Linked DNA regions of Homo sapiens: all the other regions are linked to region 3. Evidence: chromatin loops called from intact Hi-C (ENCODE). Cell type or tissue: ascending aorta. All regions are shown on one strand. Region 1 overlaps FHOD3 (formin homology 2 domain containing 3). Region 2 has its middle 13 kb from the start of FHOD3. Region 3 overlaps FHOD3 (formin homology 2 domain containing 3).

The links. Hi-C counts contacts between places; a loop is a spot of excess contacts. Peaks named below come from ENCODE experiments on the same cell type or tissue, not always from the same donor. Only the 100,000 strongest peaks of a DNase experiment are listed, where the experiment ranks them.
Region 1: a loop joins it to region 3, with 7 times the contacts of the local background. A loop is called at or near these places in 80 of 110 quality-filtered maps.
Region 2: a loop joins it to region 3, with 3 times the contacts of the local background. A loop is called at or near these places in 25 of 110 quality-filtered maps.

What each region holds. Positions count from the first base shown.
Region 1 is chr18:36,686,673-36,689,172 of GRCh38, forward strand. It overlaps FHOD3 (formin homology 2 domain containing 3), which reads left to right. Exons shown (of 29, transcript NM_001281740.3): 16 at 456-506. Among named protein-coding and RNA genes, the nearest start is that of TPGS2, 140 kb to the right of the region's middle. In ascending aorta, a CTCF peak has its summit at 1,543; a DNase peak (open chromatin) is centred at 1,559.
Region 2 is chr18:36,283,405-36,285,904 of GRCh38, forward strand. No RefSeq gene overlaps it. Among named protein-coding and RNA genes, the nearest start is that of FHOD3, 13 kb to the right of the region's middle. In ascending aorta, a CTCF peak has its summit at 1,474 (motif pointing left); a DNase peak (open chromatin) is centred at 1,490.
Region 3 is chr18:36,755,833-36,758,332 of GRCh38, forward strand. The region is part of intron 25 of FHOD3 (formin homology 2 domain containing 3); the gene reads left to right. Among named protein-coding and RNA genes, the nearest start is that of TPGS2, 72 kb to the right of the region's middle. In ascending aorta, a CTCF peak has its summit at 1,482 (motif pointing left); no DNase peak of the experiment used is centred here; H3K27ac peaks cover 958 bases.

The sequences.
Region 1 (2,500 bases), 69 kb before region 3:
ATATTCAGCTTGTGGAGTGCAACATAGAATGGCCAAGGAACTTAGATTTAATTCTTAAGATGGCTGTTATGAAGCTACCAGAGCTCAACTGGATGCTAATCACCTCCAAAAGCTATTGCTTGCTTGTTATTGCTGTATTTTATTTATGGATTTTTTAAAAACTTCTCTTTCCTCAGATACTTACATTCTTTCCAACAAGTAATTAGTAGTGTTTCTGGGTGAATCCAATAATCCTATGTTTTCTGCAATCCCTGTGATTGTATTGAAGATCGATTGTATTTAATAATTTTGAAGTACAGGCTTTAAACTTTTAAAAATTCAGCTACAACCATTTTACATTTCTGAGGCAGTGCCAGTCTTTCATGATATACTGTTTATAATTTATTGGTAATTTTCTGAGTATCTAATTCTGTTACTTTCTTTTCCTGTTTGTTTGTTCTACATATTTCCATTAGCCGAGATTATTTAGACAAAAGAGAGGAGCAAAGGCAAGCAAGAGAAGAAAGGTTTGTATATTTCTTCTTTCCCATTGTAACAAATGGCATGTGACTTTGCACTGTTAACCTAGCATGCAGAGAGACTGTCGATTAAAATATAACTGCTTCACCTAAAACCTTACATAGCTGGCATTTTGCAGAACAGAGTGTACTAGTTACCTAAATTTTCCAATAAAAGTATGGAGTTGTCATTTGGTGCCATCATGGTTAAGTGTGTCTATTCCTTCAAATGAGCACGTTTATGTTAGCATAATGACATAGGGCATATATTTGAAATACCCTGCACCACCACTGCTGAGCCTGGACTACATGTTCCTAATGCATGCTTTTATGTCACATGGTCAGCACTCCTTCAAGAAATATTTTAGTATCCACACTGTGCCAGGCAGCAGCTGGGGGCACTAGATATATCTGAGACTCTTTCTGGATGTGCCTGGTCACTTACCTGTCTCCCTACTGAACTGTACTCAGCTCCTCGATGGCAGGAACAATGCCTAGATTTCCTTTATTTCCCCAGTACCCACCACAGTGCTTGGCATGTAGTTGGGACTTAGGAATAATATATGGAATCAGTAAATGAGTAAATGAACCAACAGCTTTATTTAAAATATTCAAGCTGTAAACTACTTTATTTCTTTTTTTCATTTTAAAAACTACTTCATTTATGGTACGAATCTTTGTGGTTTGTGATGCTAACTAGAAAATGCATGAATACATTTTTAAATTTCTATCCACAGAATATTTGTATACAATTTTGTAAGAAAAACATATATGAGATACATTACTTTATAAGATTAAGAAGTATGTTATTAAAATGTTGCTGTAATATTCGAACCAGCCTAGGTCATATAACAGAGCAGCTCAAAACTCTGGTGTTGATCAGTAGTATATTTCAATGGCAACATGCTTTGAATCTCAATAAAAGATACAAAGATGTTCAGTGTCTAATAAATGCAGAGAAACAGTGGAAACTGGTTTTACAAGTAGACTGGCAAAAGACAAGTTTTCACCCCCAGCTCTTTATAGCCTGCAGTTGTCCCCTCTACCACCAGGTGGGGTGACTGCATGGAGAGATGGAAAGACTGCTTTTAACACCTTTTATGCTGGAGCCAGCTGGGAACCTAACAATTTCTGGACTGGGCCAATAAGAAGTAGAATTGTGCTAATTTTCTAAACACCAGCTAAATACATCAGGACAGTCTCTGAGGCAGGGAAGAGTGGAGACTGCCTGTCTTCAATTTAAGAATTAGATGCTTAGATCAACCTCTTAAATAAAATGATGGCATTACTTTGATTCCAACATTCTATTTGATTATTGTCATCCTAATAACCAGTTGTGGCTGGCAAATCTAGAGTGAAACATGCTGCTAAAGAAATAGGAAGCTTATATTTCTCACTAGTACCTGTTTTTTACATCAGAGGGCATCACATATACTTTCACTGAAAATGCGGTTGACTTCCTGCCCAGGCATAAGGAACTAAATTTTATTATTTTAGTTCTCCCCCCAGATTCTGTACTTATTTGAGCTTTCAACAACTTGACTGTTAGGTTAAGTCCACACAGACAAGGCTTGGCAGCTCCTGGGGAGGTGGTTTAAGTGCTGTGTCAAGATCTGAACTGGCTCAGCTGACTTCAAAATTTCCCCAAACCACGGAAGTCCAGCTCTTTCTGGATATTATTTACTGCTCTTTTTTGTCCAAACAAGACTTCACTTATGTCTGGCAAACTCGTAAGAGGAGGTTGCTGCTTCTCCTCTCTCCTCTGGTTCTGCCCATAGTCTTTGCTCCCAGGCTGCCCATCAGCCTGGACACAGGAGTGTGCTCCCCAGGCCCACTGTGGGATTCTTCCCTTGAAGCCACCTCTCTGTTTACACGGAGGTCTAGGGAAGCAGGCACGCATTTTCCTTTGGTTTGGCTCAGCCATTTTTCTTGTTAGTTTTCTTCTTGAATAACCTGGTGAAGATGGGAGTTAGGGGAAATATAGACTTTCATCCCTGTTTCAA
Region 2 (2,500 bases), 470 kb before region 3:
ATGGTGATTGTGAGAAAAGAAAAGACCACAGTTCTTTTTTATAGAACAGCATCTCACTCTATCACCCAGGCTGGAGTGCAGTGGCATGATCATAGCTCACTGTAACCTCAAACCCCTTGCTCAAGTCATCCTCCCGCCCCAGCCTCCCAAAACACTGGGATTACAGGCTTAAGCCATGGGCACGGTCCCACAGTTCTCGTGTTCAGTGAGCTAGATGGCTCTTATCAGATGATCACAAGGACAATGGCGCTTTCAGGGAGGTTCGGGAGCCAGGTGTACATCTAGCAGGGACCAGGTTGGCCTGTGAGATTGAAAGGGAAGTCCCACAGATGGTCAGAGTGCCATCTCCTTGGGATGACAGAAAGCTGTCCATGAACTGGGTTCAGTGGCTCATGCCTGTAATCCCCACACTTTGGGAGCCCAAGGTGGGTGGATCACGAGGTCAGAAGATTGAGACCATCCTGGCCAACATGGTGAGACCCTGTCTCTACTAAAAATACAAAAAAATTAGCTGGGCATGGTGGCGGGCGCCTGTAATCTCAGCTACTCAGGAGGCTGAGGCAGGAGAATCACTTGAACCCGGGAGGCGGAGTTTGCAGTGAGCTGAGATCATGCCACTGCACTCTAGCCTGGGTGACAGCAAGAGACTCCATCTCAAAAAAAAAAAGAATGCTGTCCATACAGAAGCTGCCATGTCCGTTTCCACCAACAACTACCTCTGGCCTCCAGGGCCTTCAGCAAGGGAAGAGAGGAAAAGGCATTTGGAGTGTGCCACAACCTTTCAACTGCGATGAGAGACGCTAGGCACTGGAAGGCTGGCTCCAGTGATGGCATTTGTTCTTTGGAGTGACCCTCTGATCAGAAGAAGCCCTCTGGACCAACTGTGTCCCATCCTTCTCAGCTCTTTTTTATCCGAGAGGGAGGGGTAAGCTACTGAGGACAGCACAGGCTACAGGGATCCAGCGGATCCAGAGATCCACTGCTAGAACCGAATGCTGGCTAGTGCTTGAAGAGGATGCTGATACAACAAGCCATCCAAGGACACTGAAAGCAGCAGAAACCTTCACTGGGCAGGCAGTGTTCCCAGCACCTCGGATCTCCAAGAAAGGCTGAGGCTCTTCTTGCCAAGGGAAGAGTTCAGGACATCCTTGGAAGCAGAAGGAAAGCTAGGATCCATCCACCTGGCAGGCACCTTCAGCCTGTCTTTCCTTTTTGTTTTTAGTCTTTTCCCTATTCTCTTGTTTGTGCAGACAGAATTAACTTCTACATAACTCACTTTGCAAATCTCCAAATAAAAATCATGGAAAACATCATACTATATGAGCAAGTGATTGAACATCTCTAAGTCTTACTATGTCTCATCTGAAAAGCGAGGAAAACCACAGGATCTATCTTATAGAATCGAGATCAAATGAGCCAGTTTGTATTTTAGCTCAGTGCCTCAAAATAATTATGCCTGAGTAATCCAAGTCTACCACCTGCTGGCAGCATTAGGTAAGTGCAGAATTTGTTTCTTCAAGAGGCTAAAAACTGGTGCAAATTGGGTCAGCAAATCCTAAAGAGAAGAATGGCAAACATGATCACACCTCTGACCCTCTGCCTGGGTTACTGAATGGACCAGATTTCAGATGATTTTCAGTATTGATGTTGGTGTCGTTTAAAAGTTAGTTTCTGAATTATTTCTTGATCAGATTACTTAAACCTACTTTACATCGACCATTCTTTTGGGGTTCCCTATTTTTCTTAGAATTCTTTAAGGACGCTGCTTTGCATTGGTGATTTCATTAGGTAGAGTCTCTCTCTCTCTCTTTCTGAGTGGGTGTGTGACTGTATACAAAAATATATAAATATATGTACATATAGAAAACGTTTTAATATGTATAGAGATGTGTATATGTATATATAGAGAGAGTATTTTAATGCATCTATGTGGAGTGTGTGTGTACATTGAGAGAGCTTTAATATATAGTGCCCATTCTCAGCAGCAGATCTAGGTTTTGTGAGCCTAAAATGCATGCAATTTTAAAGTCATCTTTAAGGAAAAGAATACAAAATCAGGCCAGGTGCAGTGGCTGATACCTGTAATCCCAGAACTTTAGGAGGCTGAGGCAGGAGCATCACTTGAGGCCAGGAGTTTGAGACCAGCCTGGGCAATATAGTGAGACTTCATTTCTATAAAATATTAAAAATTATCTGAGTGTGACTGCATGCACCTGTGGTTTCAGCTACTCTGGAGGCTGAGGTGAGAGGACTGCTTGAGCCAGGGAGGTGGAGGTTGCAGTGAGCCAGCCTGAGTGACACAGCAAGACCCTGTCTCGAAAGAAAAAGAAAAAGAAACCCTGCAAAACAAAAAACAAACCAAAACCCAATAAAAACCCAACCCCAAACAGAAACAAACAAAGAATATAAAACCATGAATTAAAAATTAGATACAAAAAGATTGACTTGCATGAGAAGAGAAGGGGCTTTGGAAGAAGTCTGCACAGTAACAGCCCTGAGC
Region 3 (2,500 bases):
CAGTCCCTTGAATCACAGGACATCAGGGTGGAAAGAGTTCCCAGAGGACAGTGAATCCAGTAGGAGTTTCCCCATAGCACCCTGGGGAGCCCCTGCACACTTACATGTCTCCCCTGCTCCCGGGCTCTTTCCCCATCTCTCCTGTCTCAGCCCCAAGCCTACCTAGGTCTTGGGGGGCAGTGGATATTCAGATGACAGATGCTCAGTAAAGTGGAGGGTAAAGGGATGCATGACGATGCCAGAGACCAACGGAGGTACATAGTGCAGGTTCCTTTTTCTTAATGTGCCTTTACGAAACATAAAAACCAGGCTAGCATCTCACTTACCTCATCCATTACTGTAAGGTCAGTTCCAGGCAAAAGGCTGAAATTTTCTGGGAATCCTCCTTTAGTCACTATTTATTCTTTCTTGAACAGACTCAACGATAATAAAGTCATCTTTTTTGATATTGACAGGTCATATTTGGAACTTGTTGAAGGACTCTAGAGTGTGATTTTTTTTCATGGTTTGGATTGTTGCCCATGGATTTCTCCCATCTGTGCGTGCATTTGAGTAGCACATGGACTTCTGGCAATAGAGGGAATGGAATGAGGAAAGGATTAAGCCACAGGGCGTGCCATCATCTGGGCAGTTACACATTTCAACTGAACCCTAGTTAGGCAGATTTTTGCTGGGGGAGGAAGAAAACCAATTAGGAAGACCTCACTGAAGCCGCCCTATGTGCACAGACATGTGTGTATGTAGTCAGCCAAGCAGAGGGCACTTGGTTACTGCTCTCTAGAAGTCCACATTCCTGAGGGTCTGACTTACATGGAAGGCCAGACACATTAACTTAGCAATTTTGTTATAATTTTAAGAACCACGGGATAATCATTTCTCTTACCATCCACCTTTGTGTAAGCTCCTTGTTTTCTTGGAATTTTCTGGACCTTTAGGAAGTGCTCAGGTCACTTTTGTGCAGAAGGAGCCCTTTCTACAGCTCTACCCTGCACCCAAGCAGTTCTGAATTCCAGTGCCATCAGCCAAGAGTCTTCTGTATCCTTTCCTGAAATCTCAGTTCAGTAGGATCCACAGCCTCTTGGAAGACAGCAACCCAGGAAGCATGTTGGATCCACTTGGGCAAACTGTGGCCCACATTTTATTCATAGTATTATTTTTGAAAGTTTAAAAAAAGAGATTGCTTATTTTGTGGCTATGAGACACATACAAGCCGAATATGCTTATAGTTATGTGGACACATCAAAATTTCTTGCTAAATTCTTGAGATTTTTTACAGATCCCACTAATTTTTAAATTCTTTCTCTTAAAACATTTGGCTTTCCCAATCATAAACAGAGGTGAATGTTTCTAGAGTTTGATTCAAAAATATTTAAATTCCCATTAAAATCTGGACAGGATAGGCTTCGTCAGGATTCATTCTCAGCCTAGTCCATGTTTTTAATGGCCAAAGTGGCATCATTCATGTAGAAGGATTGCCCTCTGCTGGAACATTAGGATATTGTCCCTTAAGGAAAACTACAGCCTTGGGTTTTTCCAACTCAATTATTAAGGGCTCATTGTGCATCCAGCAGTGCCTGGGACACCAAGGAAGATGTGAGTATAAAGAAAAGCTTATATCCCAAGGACATCATAACCTGGTTAAAAATGGCATATACACAACTTAAACCACTGAAAACAAAGCCAGACAGTAGACTTAGAATCACGGACCCCCTGAACGTTGGAGCTAGAAGAGATTTTAGAGAAAACTGTTTGTAGTAAGTCACCTTGAATGTACATGCTGAATAAAATGAGGATGCAAGTGGTAACATTTAGAGATGAGAGGTCTGAGGGTAAAATCTGCAGCCCCCACGCACCAGCTCCTGAGTGCCTATCCCTCTTCTTCTCCCCGTTTCTGGGTATTCAGAAGGCTTCCTTTTCATCATCCAGGGGTCCTCCCAGGCCAGGATCACTGAGCAACTAATTCCTCATCCTGTGTACAAAGTTGGTCCTAGAGCAAATGGTGACATAGACAAGGCAACACGAGGCACCTACAGCCTTTCTGCCGCATTCACACTCGTGAGGTGGGCTGTGAGAACCCAGGCTGGTCAATCCCAGGCCTCCCACGTTGGAGGGCAGTGGTAATCCTGGGTGAGACCCTTAACCCTTCTCAATGCCAGCTTCCTCTTCTATAGAAAGGGAATGATGATTACTTTTAGGGATGTTGAGCGGGCCAATATTTTATATATGTAGCACCTTGAACATGTGTGAATTTCTGGAAAAATGCCAGCCATCCCAGGTTATATAAATAAACTGTAAGAATTTTTTAAAAGAGAGTAATGGAACAGGACTGTTGTCTCTTGTCACAATGCCATTTGGATGAGGCAGCGTGGAATGTTACGGACTGGAAGTGGTTTGTCATTTTAACTTCCAAAAGCATAGTTCATTCTCAAAACACTTCAATCTGATTTGCTGGCCTGGCCCTGTAACCTCACAGACACTCCTAAATTGAAAGTGTGTTTAA